2 separate regions of the Mus musculus genome follow, and region 1 is linked to region 2. Evidence: chromatin loops called from intact Hi-C (ENCODE). Cell type or tissue: left cerebral cortex. All regions are shown on one strand.

Evidence for each region. Hi-C counts contacts between places; a loop is a spot of excess contacts. Peaks named below come from ENCODE experiments on the same cell type or tissue, not always from the same donor. Only the 100,000 strongest peaks of a DNase experiment are listed, where the experiment ranks them.
Region 1: it touches region 2 in a loop (2.8-fold over the local background); 3 of 42 quality-filtered maps call a loop at or near these places.

Annotation. Positions count from the first base shown.
Region 1 is chr6:127,764,063-127,772,062 of GRCm38, forward strand. Prmt8 (protein arginine N-methyltransferase 8) reads right to left here and starts at 5,097. Exons shown (of 10, transcript NM_201371.2): 1 at 4,611-5,097. The coding sequence starts at 4,685. In left cerebral cortex, CTCF peaks have their summits at 3,238 and 4,079; DNase peaks (open chromatin) are centred at 1,034, 1,749, 1,930, 2,307 and 10 more places; H3K4me3 peaks cover 5,072 bases; H3K27ac peaks cover 4,521 bases.
Region 2 is chr6:127,538,554-127,546,553 of GRCm38, forward strand. No RefSeq gene overlaps it. Among named protein-coding and RNA genes, the nearest start is that of Cracr2a, 19 kb to the right of the region's middle. In left cerebral cortex, a CTCF peak has its summit at 3,600 (motif pointing right); DNase peaks (open chromatin) are centred at 3,612 and 7,282.

The sequences.
Region 1 (8,000 bases), 230 kb after region 2:
GGCAACCATGGTGACCTAGCTGCCTTGAGAGCCATAGGTTTCTCATCATGGGGTCCCTTGCTCTTGGGCTACAATGTGCCTTCCAGTTCCTGAGAGACTGACACAGTCCTTGGTCAGTGACATGTTTTGGCCACTTTGTTTTCCTCTATGTTCCCCCAGAAGTCAAGGAAGCATGGAAGCCTGACAGAACAATTGGTCTTAGACTTTAATTTTGTGTACCCTGTAAAGTGTGCAAGCATGATTGTATCCTGGCAACTATAACTGTATTGATCCTAGAAATTGCCATTATATTCTGTTATAAAAAGTCTGATTGCTCTCAGTAAAATTGTCACAGCCTCAGTCTTACTGTGGCTCCTCCAACCTGCCTGCTTTAATCCCTTACAGTCATATCAGATGACCTTGGCCCGGTAAGTAAACACAGGTGCTTACAATTTCTGGAAAGTCAGAAGGCTTTAAAAATGTCTTATAATCCCACAAATCAGTTATTATTTGCCTTGTGGCAAAAACCATGCTAAAAATAAGACAAGTGAAAAAGAAAAAGAAACAAGGTTGCCTATTCAATTGGAGAAATAAACATATATAAAAGACAATTACCTCGTGATAGGAAAAGTCAGAGACAGGCAGCACAAATACCTAAGAAGAATCCATGGATTACTCTCCCTCGGGAGAGAGGTTAAATGAGAGATCTGGGAAGGCTGCCCAGAGGAAGCAACATTTGATTTGAATCTTGCAGGTTGAGGAAGACTTTTTTCCCCCAGAGAGGAGAACGGGAAGAAGCATTTTAGATGGATGGAGGATCACAAAAGTATTCAGCATACATTCGGCTGCCTTGGAGTCTCCCATAGGGCAAGTATTCAAGGGCCTTGTTTACTATGCTAAGGACACCAGTACCCTGTAGGAAATGAGGTAGTTCCTAAGTTTTCAGAGAGCTGACCTACCACAAGCAGATTTGTCCTTTCAAAAGCTAGCCCTGCAAGGATGGGGAGGCTGGACCAGACATGGCCAGATGCTGGGAGCTAAGGTTCTAGCATGGAGATAAAGGGCCTGCATGTGCGTAGGCTGCAGAGAGTGGGAGTGGAGGCTCTACAGATGTCACAGGAAGCCCCAGCACCACACTGAAGATGTAGCTCAGTTGGTAGAGTTTGCCTAACATTCACAAAACCCTGGGTTTAATCTCCAGCACTGTGTAAATCCCACTGCAGTGGGGTCTCATGCCTAAGCACTCAGAAAGTAGAGTCAGAAAGATAAGGAGCTCAAGGCTTGCCTGGGGTATGGGAGACCCTGTCTCGAAAGAAAAAAGTGGCCCTAGGAGATTCTGGGATGGAAGACAGAGCAGGAAGTGAGGTCGGGGACTGCCCTGATGTTTCCCTACACCATACACAGATTATTGGCCACAAACTGAATCAGCTCATGAACAAGTTTAAGAGACCAAAATCAAAGGGGTGGAAGGTGTACTCAAGCCACAACGCCTCACACAGGAGGCTCCATGCCCTAGTATCTCACCTTGTTCCAGGTCTGAAGATGGTGGTCACAGTATATAGAGTCACAGCCTCAGTCTCAATACTACATGCCTCACCACCACCACTACCACCACTGCTACCACCACCACCACCAGCAGCACCACCACCTCCCTCCCCTGCCTGATAACTGCCATCCTCTCTGCCTCCCCTCCCCACCTTCCCTCCCCACTGCCTTTCCCTTCCAAAGCAATCGTCTCCTCCCACTCGCATGCACTCCCATTCACACATGGCATCTTGCTAGAAATAGCAAGAGTGGAGCAAAGAGCAATGGATTGAAAGTGAGGGCAATCCATACCCCAAGCCCGATTTAACCCGCCAGCTGGCCGGAGTCACTGCCTGACCTCAGGCTACTCTGTGGTCTCCAAGAAAATGGGAAACAAATACTAACCTTCGCTTCTCTCATAGCCTTAGTATGAGCACAGAACACAAGTAGTATGCTACCACCTGCAAGACGCAGGGAAAGATGTAACCGGGCTCTCCAGTCACAACTGTGTTCACTAATTTGTGAGCTCTTTGAGGGCAAAAGCCAGGCCACTAGGGTCTTAGAAACCTACTTTTCCGGGTACAGAGTGAGTACCTGCTAGAGACTGGACAGCAACCGTTGTCATTCCCGCCCCTCCCCCCCCCCGCCCACACACTCCACACATCCACAAGTGTGCTCTTGGTACCCCTAAGATGTGCAGGCAATGCAACCCCCTCAATACCCCACTTTGGAAGCACCACTTTGCTCTTAGCTTATTCCAAAAACAGCCTGCCCGTTCCTGGAGGAAAACCAAGCAGTAGTCACGAGGCCTGTATGCCTCACTGGGCACGTTTGACCAAGTCTGGGTTGCATCCTTTCTCCAAGGAAGTTGCTGAGAGCTGAACCTTCCCATGTTCCGCTTTGATTCATTGTCATCTAAGGGGTCTAAGACCAGCTGGGTTCTCTCTCTCTCTCTCTCTCTCTCTCTCTCTCTCTCTCTCTCTCTCTCTCTCTCTCTCTCTTCCTCCCTCCCTCCCTCCCCACTCCGTCGTCCTCCCCCCCCCCCTCCGCCCCTGCCACCACCGCTTCTACTGCTGTTTTCATTGATGCCTTGAGCAGAGCTGGCATGTGCGACTGCTGAGAAGGGGGAGCTCAGAGCAGCGGGGGAAGCGAGTAAAAATAGCCTGTCGCGCGTCGCTCTGCCTGCTCCGGACGCCTTTAACCCTCACCGAGGTGGAGAGAGCCGCAGCCGCCACTGCACACTGCGGAACGTGGCCCGGGTCTGCACTAGACCCCACACGCCAGTCCGGGTGATTGTGGACGAGGACCCACGAAAACTTTTTTTATTTTTATTTTCTATTTTTTTTTAAGACAAGTGAAGATGAGGTGGGATAGGGAAAAAGCAGGGAAGAGCTATAGCTACTGGGTTGCAGGGACTGCTACAAGCTGGCTGGCCCAACACTTCACCAGTGCGCGGCCTTGAGACTCCAAGCTATTTTTAGAAACCTGTTCCGCGGGTGGGCGATCAGAGGGCGGAGGGGGAGGGGAATGCTGAGCGTCTGGTGCTATTACTCGGTTTCAAAGACTCTGCTCCCAGGTTGGGGTGGGGAAGAGGATGGTCCAAGGAACGACATGCAGAATGGCTTTGCCCTAACTCAAGGAGAAGACATTAACTGCTGTATGCCCCTCATCTTCCAGCCCCAGATCGTGTTTGTTTCAAAATCGACAGTTGCCAGAAGCATGCTGCCTCTAGTGTCCAAGGAATGGGTATTCTTAAGCTTTGCTGCCTATACCGTGAGGCGGGGAATGAGTTGTGACCTCTAGGAAAGAAGGCCGGGAAAGGTCTTCACGTTGTTTTTGCTTTCCCGCAAGGCCTGGACAGTCTCCGCGCCACACCCCCATCTCAGCCCCACGCTGCATATGGGTTACCGTATGTGAAATGTACGGCAGCCCCACCAGACACTGGGCTATTAATAGAGCCCCGGAGTTTGCTCTGTGTCTTTTTCCTGCCACCGAATAAGGGATGATCACACACACGCCCCACTCCACCCCCACCTCGGCGCACAGTTCCTCTGTGAAGGTAAGGGGGCTGCCCATGCCGATCCCCTCCATGACTACAGGTGCCCAAAACCAGGGAAAAATCCCATTGTGATGACAGCTGGGTCAGAGCGAGGCGAAAGAACACACTTGCTCGGGACGCAAAGACCCGCTGGGCTCTCTGCAGCTCAAGGCCAACTCCGGAGTAGAGAAAGGGCAGATACGGGGCGGCCGTAAGGACTGCCGAAGACGGAGGGCAAGAGTATCATTTGCGGAGCTAGAGCGGCCTCCTTAAAAGCTGCTGCGGGACAAGTGGCCGCAGACCGGTTTCGCGCTGCAGCCCAGGGCGCACAACCCCCGCTGCTTGTGCGGGCTAAGCTGCGGCAGGCGCGGGCGCTGTCCCTGGTGCTGAATGGGGCCGCGGTCGGTGCGCCCTCCCAGGGTTCCGCTCTCCCTCGGCGCCTTAAGCACCCTAGGACTGCAGACCTCCGGCCCAGCTGTGGACTGGGGACTGCGGGGGAGGTCAGGTGCAGGTGCTTAGTACTGCCACCAGGTCGGCCCCCTAAGGCCGGGAGCTCTCCGCGGTGTTGCAGGGACCCATAGCTTGGGGACCACCTCGAGCTTGAAGGGTAAAGCCCAGGTAGCGGTGGGAGATAATCGGTGCACTGCAGGGAGCAAACCTGGCCCTAATATAACCCACTCCAGCTCTTCGTAAAGCCGGGATCCGGGATCACTATCGGAATCCTGTGCACAGGGGCAGGGGAGCCGGGCTGCCCAAGGTTTGGGACTTAGGGGAACAGGAAGGGAGCAGAGGGTGGCAGGAGAGGGTGATGGGGCTGAAAATTTAGATTTTCAAGGGGGAAAGGAACTGAGACGTGCACCGTCGCCCCCCACACACACTCCTACACTTCTCTCTCTCTCTCTCTCTCTCTCTCTCTCTCTCTCTCTCTCTCTCTCTCTCTCGGCAGGGACAAGCGGGATGGGGAAAGTTTGGCACCACGGCGTTGGTGGTGGCAGCAAGCAGCGGCGGCACACAGGGGTCCCAGTGGGAGGCAGGGTCGCTGAAAACCCCGGCCCGGTCGCCTCCTTACCTCGGTGCTTTCGACTGCATTCTCCGCCATTTTCCTCCGGAGGAGCAGGCAGCGGGAGGAGTGTTTCATGCCCATAAGAGCCAACAAGGGTTTGGGGATTCGAGATAGTAAAGAACGAGAGACGGCTGATGTGGCTTTAAAAGAGAGCCTAAGAATGCAAGAGGAGGGGGGAAAAAATCCCAGCCAGCCCCTCTCCCGGAGCGTCCTCCGCGACAATCGAGCTCTGTGGAGTCCCTCCTGCGGTCGCCACTTTGTTCACGTTTCCTCGCTCTTCATCTGCCTCGCATCCCTTCGCACACTTGCAAGTTCTGGTCGCGCTCACGACCCCCTCCGCGCCCCTCTCCCCTGCGCGGCGGGCTGGGCGGGAGGGAGGGAGGCGGCCCCGCGGGCTCGCCGGCAGAGGCAGCGGCTCCGAAGTCCGGCAGGCGGGAGGCGGACGGCAACTCTCCCAACTTCTGCCGATCGCTGGGCGAAGCAACACGCGTCCTGCTCGGCGCTCCCGGGGGCTGAGCCGGTGAGTGGGGGCGGGGTGGGAGGTGCGCGGGAGCGAGCGGGTGGCGGGGCGCTGACGGCGGAGACCCCCAGCCCGCCCCCGTGCCCGGGACCGCGGGGTCTGGGGGCCGCCTGCGCTCCGCTGCGCTCCTGGCGCGGCGCACACCTGGCGCGGGGGCTAGGGCTGCGCGCACGCTGCGGGGCCGCGCGCCAGGCTCCGGGAAGCAGGCGTCCACGAGGCTGCTGGAGGGTCTCAGCCCAGTGCAAGTCCTTCTAACGAGGGCAAGCACCGGACAAGACTCAGCCACGGTTACCAAATGTCTACGCCCCTCACCCCTCCCCAGCCCCCCCACCCGGTCGATTCCTGGATCCTTCCTGCGCGGATTACTGTTTGGGGCATGAACAGGGTGGGTGTCTGGATGGGAGGGGGAAGTCCTCAACTCCTTCAACTCTAGGTCCTCTCTATCTAGCTTTTCTTCACCCTCAGGACCCAAGACCAGAAGGCCTTCAAACCCCTCTCAGGAGGACCGGGTTGAAGTGAAGGTGGCTGCCTGAGGTGGCTTGGGAAAACAACCAGGAACAAATCAATAAAAGGGTCCGCGGTCTAGCTCCCCTACCCCTGTCTAGCCTGTCAGCCCCCACTCCCGGGGGGACACACATCTCTCCCCCTCCCCTACAGCCCCTCCCCCACCTTCACCCTCTCCTGACGTCCCTTTTATGGGAGAGAGCCGTGAGGATGTCACGTACCCATTAGGATTCTCTCGATCCTTTTTTAAGGGAGAGTTTGGGCGGCAGCGGGGGGTGTGAATTTTTATACAATGCATTCCTGTCTTCACTTTGAGAGCTTTTTTTCTCTCTTTCGGGCCATCTGTCAGGCATTGAGGGATAGAACAATGGGGGAGGGAGGCCATACTCAGGACTCTGTAGCTGGCTATCTCCGGGAAAGCTGAACCTTCAGGCTTTCTGGCCCACAGGTCAAGGTCAGGGACCGCACAGATGTGCCAGGAGCTTTCTTCCCGCTTCATCTCAGTCCTTAGTTGAGTTATTTAAACCAATCGCCCTGTTTAGTCTGATCATAGCCTTTGATAGCCAAGAAGTGTAAGAGTGACTGTCCTCAACTAACCCAGGTTCATTGAGGAAAAGGGCCAAAACCCAGCTCGGCTCACGGTGATAGATACTTCTATCAGACCAAGATCCTCAGGCAAAGAGAAGAGACATGGCCGTGAGCAGAGGTGAGGAGTAAAAAACGGGAAGAGGAGGGAGATGAGAAGGATTAAAGAAAATATAGCAAGAAGCTTGGGTTAACCGCACTGATAATCCCAAAACAAGAGTAAATTCCCCTCAACCTTCTCAAACCACAGACCTGAATTCGAGTTGGGCATGAATGAGCAGTCTTTGGCAATGCCTGATCCTTCTTCACTCCCATCCTGCCATCCTGCCATCCTGCCACACACAGTATGGAGGAGGGGACATAACTGCATCTAAAAAATGACTTTTACCTCCTGCTTTTCTTCCCCTACTCGTCTTCTCTCAGATAAGGCTCTGAGATGCTGGATCAAAAGAGGCTTAGTACGTATGCAATCAAATAAGACTAGAATAGCAAGATTCCCCACCCACACGTTGGTCCAGTCCTCTTACAGGTAAGGACTCCGGATGAAAGAGAAGGGGGCAATTGTCTAAGGTCCCTCGACAAGCTGCAGGAGCTTCAGTAAACCAGCTCCCCAGCCTCTTGACTTCCAACCCAACCCTGTCCCCACCCCACACTCCTTCTGCTTGTTCATCCATTCTGTGACTAACAGGGGAGGAGGGGAGCTGAAACAGGCTCCCACCGAAATAGGCTGCTGTTGTGCGTGATTATGTTGCTATGAGAACCTCAGTGGGGGTGTTTCCTCAGTTCTCTGTTGAAATCTTTTTACTGTGCTTGGCTTCTCCCCAAGTACAGACACAGCTCCTGTTGGAATGGGAAAGGGACATGGAGAGCTGTGTTTTTACAGCAAGAGTTTGCTATGCCAACTCAAAGGCAGCCTGGGGCACAGAGGTATCTAGGCCACTAAGGTTGCTCTGCAGCGACCTGAGGAAAGCATGGTGACCTATCACAGGTGATGCTCCGACCCTCCTCGAACACTCTTGGATCTGAGATTTGGTCCCTGCTGTGCACCCACCTAATTACAAACTCACAAATCATTGAAAGGTAGAGTTTGGGGAGCCGTGTTACTCTTGAATGTTGCAGGTAAAAATGTAGAGGCTCAGGCCTCCATGTGCACGTGCGCGCACGCGCGCGCACACACACACACACACACACATGTATGCCCATACAAACATACAAGAATTACCTGAAGACTCACCTCCCGGGATTGTGAAAAATCCATGATGTATGAAAAACACACAGTAGGACTATTAGAAGCCAGCCCTTTTCTGTCTCTTTTGCATGAGTATCAGAATATTCTCTTATCAAGTTAGCTTAATTAATTATCTCAATTAATCCACATGATCCTCACTGGGCATCTTTTAGTGCTTCGTTCATAGCAGGAACTGGGCTTAACAAGGCGACAGAACACATCAGACTGTGACAAGTTCTCAATCTTTCATCACCGTGACTGTGAAGGGCAGAATGGAAGGCTGTTGGAGAGAGTTTAGTGACAAGTGCGAAGACAGAGGATGATAAAGGGGTTCAGCATTTGTCATGGTGTGCGTTTGATGTGTCCTGTGGCCAAGTGGTCCCCAAGATCCATTAGCTCGTTCCCCTTGCACTAGGCCTTCAACGGAACAGGCTGTGTTGAATGGCACACTTAATGGGCTCTGAACAAGGCTGACCCGATGGCAAGAGTACAAATATTATGCGAACATTTGCTGTGACTCGTCCTGTAGCCTGAGTCCAGCTTCACAGAGGGCTTTCCG
Region 2 (8,000 bases):
GAAAAAAAAACAAACCAAAACATAAATATATTAAGAAAAATTTCCAAAGAGTTTAAAAGTAACTAATTTCTCAAAACCAATGGCCAAAATAGAGATAGAGAAGAATTAGAAAACACTTCAAAATTAGTGCAAATGAAGATGTACGTGCTAACATTTGTGAATTATAACTAAAAAGGCTGCCCAGAGAAGTGCTATTTAGTTGATCATAATTTAGAATATCTTAAATTAGTAATCTAATTCTCTGTCTTGCAAGACTACAAAAGAAAGCAAATTAAAATTGAAGTACTCAGAAAGAAAGGGCAAGAATGAGATCAAAACTTACATCAAATGCACGGAAAACAGACAGGGAAGAGAGAAGACCCAATAGAAAGAAGAAAGGCTTTTCTAATAAGCTCCAGCGGAGAAGCCTCCATTGAGCTAGCTTGGCAGGCAGTGAGGCACAAACCACCAAGGTCAAGGATAAGAGCTAAAAAAAAAAAAAAAAAATGAAGAGTTGCCCTAAAAACATGAATGCACCGGGCAGTGGTGGCACACACCTTTAATCCCAGCACTTGGGAGGCAGAGACAAGCAGATTTCTGAGTTCGAGGCCAGCCTGGTCTACAGAGTGAGTTCCAGGACAGCCAGGGCTACACAGAGAAACCCTGTCTCAAAAAAAAAAAAAAAAAAAACCAACAACCAACCAACCAAACAAACAAACAAAACATAAATGCACAAAGTCCACCGAGATGGTTAGTTTTGTCAACTTGACACATCTGGGAAGAAGAAACCCCAGTTAAAAAAATCACCTCCATCAGACTGTCCCATGGGCATGTCTGTGGGCATTTGCTTGATTGCCAGTTGCCACTGTGGGTGGTACCACCTCTGGGCATGTGCGCTTGGGCAAGGTGCATGATGACGCCAGAGGAAGTACTCGAGTAAGCAGGGTTTCTCCATAGTCTCTGCTTCAGCTCCTGCATTCAATGTACTGGGCCCTTCCATATCAAAGGTTAATTAAGAAAAATGCCTGTCTTAGTTAGGGTTTCTATTGCTGTGAAGAGGCACCATGACCACAGTAACTCTTACAAAGGAAAACATTTATTTGTAGCTAGCTTATAGTTCAGAAGTTTGGCCCATTGTCATCATGACGTGGCACGACATGTTGCCATGTCAAGTATGGTGGCACATAGGCTAATGTGGTGCTGGGGAAGAAGCCAAGAGTTCTACATCTTGACTGGCAGGCAGCAGGAAGAAAGAATGACTTGAGCTTCGGAAGCCTCAGTCTGCCCGAAGTGACATTCTCAGTCCAACAAGGCCACACCTACTTTGACAAGGCCACACCTCCTAACAGTGCTACTCCCTATGAGTGTTCTGAGGACTATTAGCACAGGGAACTGCAGTTCCCTAAAGGCAATCTGATGGAGGCATTTTCTCAACTGAGGTCTCTCATCCCAGCTAACTCTAGCTTGTGTAAACCTGACCAAAAAAGCCCACCCTGGAGACTCCCTGACACCGTTTATGAACCCAGCATTACCCAGACGCCAAAGCCTAAGTTATCACTAGAAAGCTATCCATCAGTGGCATTTCCTAATATAGATGCAAGTGTTCTTGACAAACTACTAGTAAGTTAAATCTAGCAATCTAGACAAAAATTAATATGAGGGGTGGGCAGGGAGATGGATCAGCGGATGGAGTAGCTGCCCACCAAGCATGAAAACCTGAATTCAGACCCCAGCAGCCATGTATGAGCTGGGGGTGGGGTGGGTGGGTGAGCATCTGTAACTCGGTGGGCGTTTGGGGTAGAAACGGGCGGATCCTCAAGCTCACTGGTGGGATGGAGCTCCAGGGAAGTTTGGGAGCCCACGGGAACGTGCTATCTGCTTGTGGCTGTGAAAACGGGGCAGACACACTTATTAAAACTCAGTAACATGTGCTCTTAAAGCGGAGAGTGGAAAAAGAATGGAATAGCTCCAGCAACTAAGAGTCATGGACACCCGTAACAGTATGGGCAAACCACACAAAACACTGAGGGAAAGGTACAGGAGCATCAGCCATGCCATTCCATTTGTGTCAAGTCCTGAAACAGAGAGAGCCACCTATGGCTGCAGAATGAGAGGCAGACTGCATCTGGCTGTGGCTGGAGTTGCTGACTGTGGAGGGGCCTCGGGTCACTCCTGGGGTGAAGGATCTGTTTTGATTGAGTGTGAGTTGCACAACTGTTTATGTTTCCCAAGATCCTCTGGACCACGTAAAGATGTATGGGTTTCATTGTGTACAAATTATACTTCGATAATTTTCTCTTTAAAGTAGCAAGTGGTTTTTTTTTCTCTGCATGGTTTCTTTACAGTGTTTGTTTATAGAGATTGGCAAAACCTTCCCTTCTCTCAAGTTTTAGAAATACAGGGTTCAGAGCCGGGTATAGAGGCTCCCTCCAGGGCTGAGGAGGCTGAAGCAGGAGGATGACAACTTTGAGGTTAGCCTGGGTTATATGGTGAGGCTCCAACTCAAAACAAAACAAAGCAGAACAAAACAAAACAAAAAACAACTCCTCCAAAGCAAAACAACAACAACGAAACCAAACAAAGGATGAGGAAGAGAAAGTGGGTGGTGGAGGGATGGGGTGGGGGTAGAGGCAGTATTCAGGCAATCTTGTAACTTAGCTGAGATCATATAGTTGGGAAAAATTCAGTCTCTTTACCTCTATTCTAGTCTTCCACATCTGCAAAACACTATATAGTGTTATAGTGTTCTTTTTTTAAAAAATTGAACTCAGGGCCTTTGGAAGAGCAGTCAGTGCTCTTAACCACTGAGCCATCTCTCCGGTTGCTGTATAGTGTTTTTAACTGAGCCACAAAGCACAGCATAGCAGGACCTTCTTATAAATAAGGAAACAGAATATTGACCTCCATAGCCAAACCAAACCTACCTGTACCTGAGTCCGTAGTACTCAAACAAAAACAAGAAGATAAAAATATCCTTACAGTGATCTCTGCAGGCATAGGCTCAACGTGTAAATTGCAGTCACTGCCCCACAATTTTCTCCACCCTTTGTTAAATTGTAAAAGAAAGCCACTCTGGAGCAGAGAGCAATTCTGGTGGGCAATTCGCAGCTAACCAGCAGAGCTGCTGATGGCTTCTGTGCGGTGCCTGGGCCTATTAGGTTCAATCAGACAAGAAGCTGCCTTGTCACGGACCTGCATCAGCCCCTGCTCCCATCCCTACTGCAGTGTGCAAGCCCTCAGCCAGGCCAATTCTGCCTCCCTCACAGATGTTCCTGCAAGCCAGGTAATAGAAGCGATTGGCTTCTCGGCACAGAGTAGCACCTGGCCACTAATGGACTACAACTGATATGGAAGAAGCGGAGCTTCCGCGAAGTCTGCCCACGTGAAGTAGAAAACCCAGGGGCTCTGCTGTCAGAGCAACCATATTTATATTAATAAATTCACCTTCCGGGTCATTCAGTACTTTTGTTGCTGTTCTGGGTTTTCCCACTGGGCACGTGAGAAACACGTGTGAACCATATTCTGGATAACGTTACCACGGATGGGCTTAACAATTGCTGTAGGTAAGCTCTTGCTTTGCCTGCTTTTCAATTTCCGAATAGGTCCCGTCTTGAGTCTTCTGACCTCTAGATGGCGCTCTTCACATTCCATCTGAGGTTTCTGTCTCCACAAGTGCTCAGAAGAGGATGGGGATGGATGGCACAGATGCTAAAGGCTACATTCTCCAAGGAGGGTTCTCACCAAGAGAACAGTCTTTCCCTTCCTCGCCCTCCTTCCCTCTCTCCTCTCCTCCCTCCCCTCTCCCTCTCCCTCTCCCTCTCCCTCTCCCTCTCTCTCTCTCTTTTTCCTCCTCCTTCCCCCTTTTCTTCCTTCCCTCCCTCTTTTGTCCCATCAATGTTACTAAGTACCATCGCGCGCCCCGCATGGAAACTGCAAGGGCAAGGACGATAAAAATCCTGATTTCAGTTTCACCTAACAGCGGAGTTCACTGTGTAATGAGGTGAGCGCGAGGCAGTTTTAAAGCTCTATGATGAAGCAGACAGGAGACCCTGGAATGTTATGTTCCGTCAAAGTGAGAAGCAGCCATGTACACTATGGTAAAGGGCAAGACTTTCTGAGTCGTGTTTACGGCAGGGAGGAGACATGGTCAGAACTCAGGGATGGAAACATTCTAGCCTACGAGGGGGGTGGGGGAGAGCTGCAAAATTAGAACCCCACTCCACTGGCATGGCCTTCTCTCTGTCCCAAGCCTTTCTTCTTTCTCAGTATAATAAATACCACCACGATCCATCCAATCAGTCACCCAAGCCCCTCCCCACTGAACACCCTCTTCATTCCCGAGTCACCCCCATTGGATCATTAGGTCTGTGTTAACCTGACTCTGGCTGCTTTTCCTGATCCCTTCTACCATCACCCTGCGCAAAGCCCCTTGGTTTCTCTGCTCTTTGTTCTAACTTCCCTCACCCCATGCCCCCATTCCCAGCTGCTCTTGGGCCTCAGCAGGACGAGTCCTCTGTAGCCATTCTCCTTATGTTCCCGGTGTTCCTCATTCTTTCTCCTGTTACAGCTCGTTTGCCTTCTAGAACGTACCATCATTGACTCTCACCTTGTTGCTTTTTCATCAGCTAGCGCTGCCGTTCAAACACAAGCACCATGAAGGGAAGGACATCTCACTGCAGTGCCCTCATGGGCTAAAAGAGACCCAGTGTATGGGAACACGGTTTGTGTAGTGACCACGGCAATAGTTCAGATAAGTAATGGCAAGGGTTTGGACTAAACAGTTGGTAATGGCTTTGAGAAGCAGAAACATCAGTATATCATAGAAGCCTCGGTCGGCAGACTTGGTGGCTGAAGGAGTCCAGAGTGAGGAAAAGAAGTGAAAGAATCATTTTCTAATGGTGTCACTGGTATGATGCACTTCAATGAGAGGTTAGAAGCAACCAGGCTGGATGGGGCCAACAACAAGGACTGCATCTACGGAGCAGAGTAGGGTTCTAAAAGCATCGAACAGGCTGACTTAGATTACAGATGTTTCCATTTGCCATCGTGTTCCTGTGATTTTAGCATGCGGTTAAATATATCATTGGGGGGAGTGTCTTACTCTTTGTAAGATTATTACTTCTTTTAATTTTTGAGATTATAATTACATATTTCCCCTTCCCCTTCTCCCTGAAAACCCTCCCATAGAATCTCTTCCTCTCTTTTATTTTTACATAGTAAGTGTGTGTGTGTGTTCCTAAGTCCGCAAACACAGCCTACATAGTCTGAACGGTGTTACTTGTGTGTCCATGCTTTCAGGCTCACTGCTTGTGGTGAGATAACCGGTTGGCATGCTCTTCCCTGAGGAAAACTGTTTCTCCTGTTCGTAGCATTCCTTAGACTCTAGCGGTTTTTCTCCGAGTACGGCTGAGACCTCATGAGCTTTCTCCCATCCATGTGTCTATAAGTATCATCCCTGTTAAACTCAAGGTTTGGCAGCCATGCTGGCGACACCTTACGGATAAGGCTTCTGATATTCCTAGGAGGCCCAATCTCATAGCAGACTTTCTGTTTCTCTGGTTCCTACGATCTTTCTGCTCCTTCTTCCAAAATGTTCCCCAGGTCCAGGACTTGTGTCGTCATTATGTCATTGGGGACTCGGCTCCACAACTCTGCATTTTGACTGGTTGTGGTTTTCTGTCTTGGTCTATGTCTCCAAGAGAAATTTCCTTGATGAGGGGGAGGGGCTAGACTCTGCAGAAGGATGTGTGGGACCTGACTGGGTGGGGAGGTTCAGGAGAGGGCAGGGCAGGCTGGGTCCTGGCAGACACCTAAAGGTTGGTTTTGGAGCAGCCTGGGGTAGCCAAAGTAAGCTGAGACAGTGGGTATGGGACCCAGTTAGATCTGGGAAGGGGTGGGGAAGAACTTGTGGAAGGGAGAATTGGGTAGACTCAAAAATATATCACTTTTGACTCTATTCCTCCATTTCTACTTCAAACTCTTTGTATTTGTCTCTGGAAATATTTTCTTCTTTATATAATCAAAGAAATTCAGAAAGGTTGTATTATAATTGAACTTATCAAGCTTCTATATAAAATATTTTTTTTTCAGTTTTCTAATATTAAATCATTTTGTCTCCAGAACGTTTAGAGTTTTACCCCCAAACCCCTTGGCTTTTTCGAATCTTTAACATGCTGAGAGCTCAGGTAGTGAAGTTTACTAAATCAAAGAAGTAGAATATAGTTGAGGCAGAGAGGACGTCAAAGGTCACACAGTTTAACTGAGTGATGGAGAATTGCCCCCGTTGTAGCTTGCTCAGTGCCCAACTCTGAACAGAGCTGGAGGGAGACATGGTTAATCGTATCTACTGAATGGGACTGGCGACTCTTAACCCCTGTTCCCCCTGTTCCCGTGGCAGTTATAGTCTCACCTGTCACTACTCTATCAGGCCCCCTCACATGCTCATCTGACTTAGAAATGCAGTGAGTGTAGCTGTCTGCAAGTCCTCCCTCTTCTATTCTCCTCCACACCACTGCAGGATTTCTACGCAAACAGATGCTTTGTGTCCATGGCACCACTGGCTCCAGGAGTCTAGAGAGTCACCTCTGGAACAGAAATCAGGTAGAGAGTCAGAAATACTGTCAGACTTCTTCAGCTCATCTCAAAGTCTGCCTGGGCTCTCTGTTTCCTCTGTGGGACTGCTTAGAGTAAAATAAACAAGAGTTACACAGAATGGGACATACTACCTGTTTCCCACCACTGTGTGGGTGACATAGACCAGACTACCCAGTGTTTGAAACCCAGGCAGAACCACCTATCTGAAAGGTCTGTGCCCTGTGCCACAAATGGTACTCACTCCCTATATCCCGGAGGAACACATTCCAAGCAAACCCTGCTCCTAGCCCTTCTCAGAGACGCCAGAACTTTCACTCAGGAGCAATAAAAGCTCTAGACATCCATGGAACCAGAAGGCAGAGTTTATGTTCATAGCCCCCAGAGACCACCAAATGTTACAATTCTAGAACTGGGTGAGACCTGATCTAGCACAACCACCCACTTGCTTGTGGGTCATGTTGGGAAATTTCTCTGGGCATAATATATGCATCTTGTCAAGAGAGAGCTGAGTCTGGTCTCCATTATTTAAATGCCTTCCGAGTGGAGAGAAGGTTAACCTGCCTGTCTAGAGATGAGTTAAAATCATAGCTGACATTCAATGTCCTATATAATGTGACTCTGGCTTGTATTTATAGATTTGTAGGCTTCCCACAAGCAGATGTATATGCTGTCGTCCTCCTAAACATACCCCATGCTTTCCCATTTCCAAACCCTCTTCCATGCATATGCCTTCCCTCCAGTCCCTATTTCCTTCACTCTGGCAGGAGCCAGGAAGCAGGGGCCATGAAGGAATGTTCTTACTGGCTTGCTCCCCATGGCTTGCTCAGCCTGCCTTCTTATACAACCCAGGACTAACAGTCAAGGGGTAGCACTGACCACACCAACTATTAATCAAGAAACTGCCTCAGGAGCTTGTCCACAGGCCCATCTGTTAGGGGCATTTTCCAGTGGATGTTCCTTCCTTCAAGTGACTAGCTTGTGTCAAATTGACGAAACCAGCCAGGACAGTGGTAAAATGATCAAGGATGAAGAAATGAAGGATCAAGGAAACATGAAATGGGTTGCTAAGGGCTTCTGGGGTCCTGAAAGACTCAGCTGCTTCTGGTTCAGATGGAAAGAGAACGGCAGGAGAGATACAATGGGTCGCTTAGCTTTGGCTTTGGAGGCAGCCAGCTGCAGCCCCTGAGAAATGCCTTCCCGTTAGAAAAATAAGAAACCAACAAACCAAACCAAGTTGGTGGAGGGAGTGATCACATCAGCCCCTTGTTCCTTCACCGGTGTGTCACCCAAGTAAAACTCAATGGCTGGGACATGAAATGAGCAGATCTTCACTTCCCACCCCTCAGTAAAGCCGTTGGGAATAGACATGTGCATGCACACACACACACACACACACACACACACACACACACACACAAATATACACA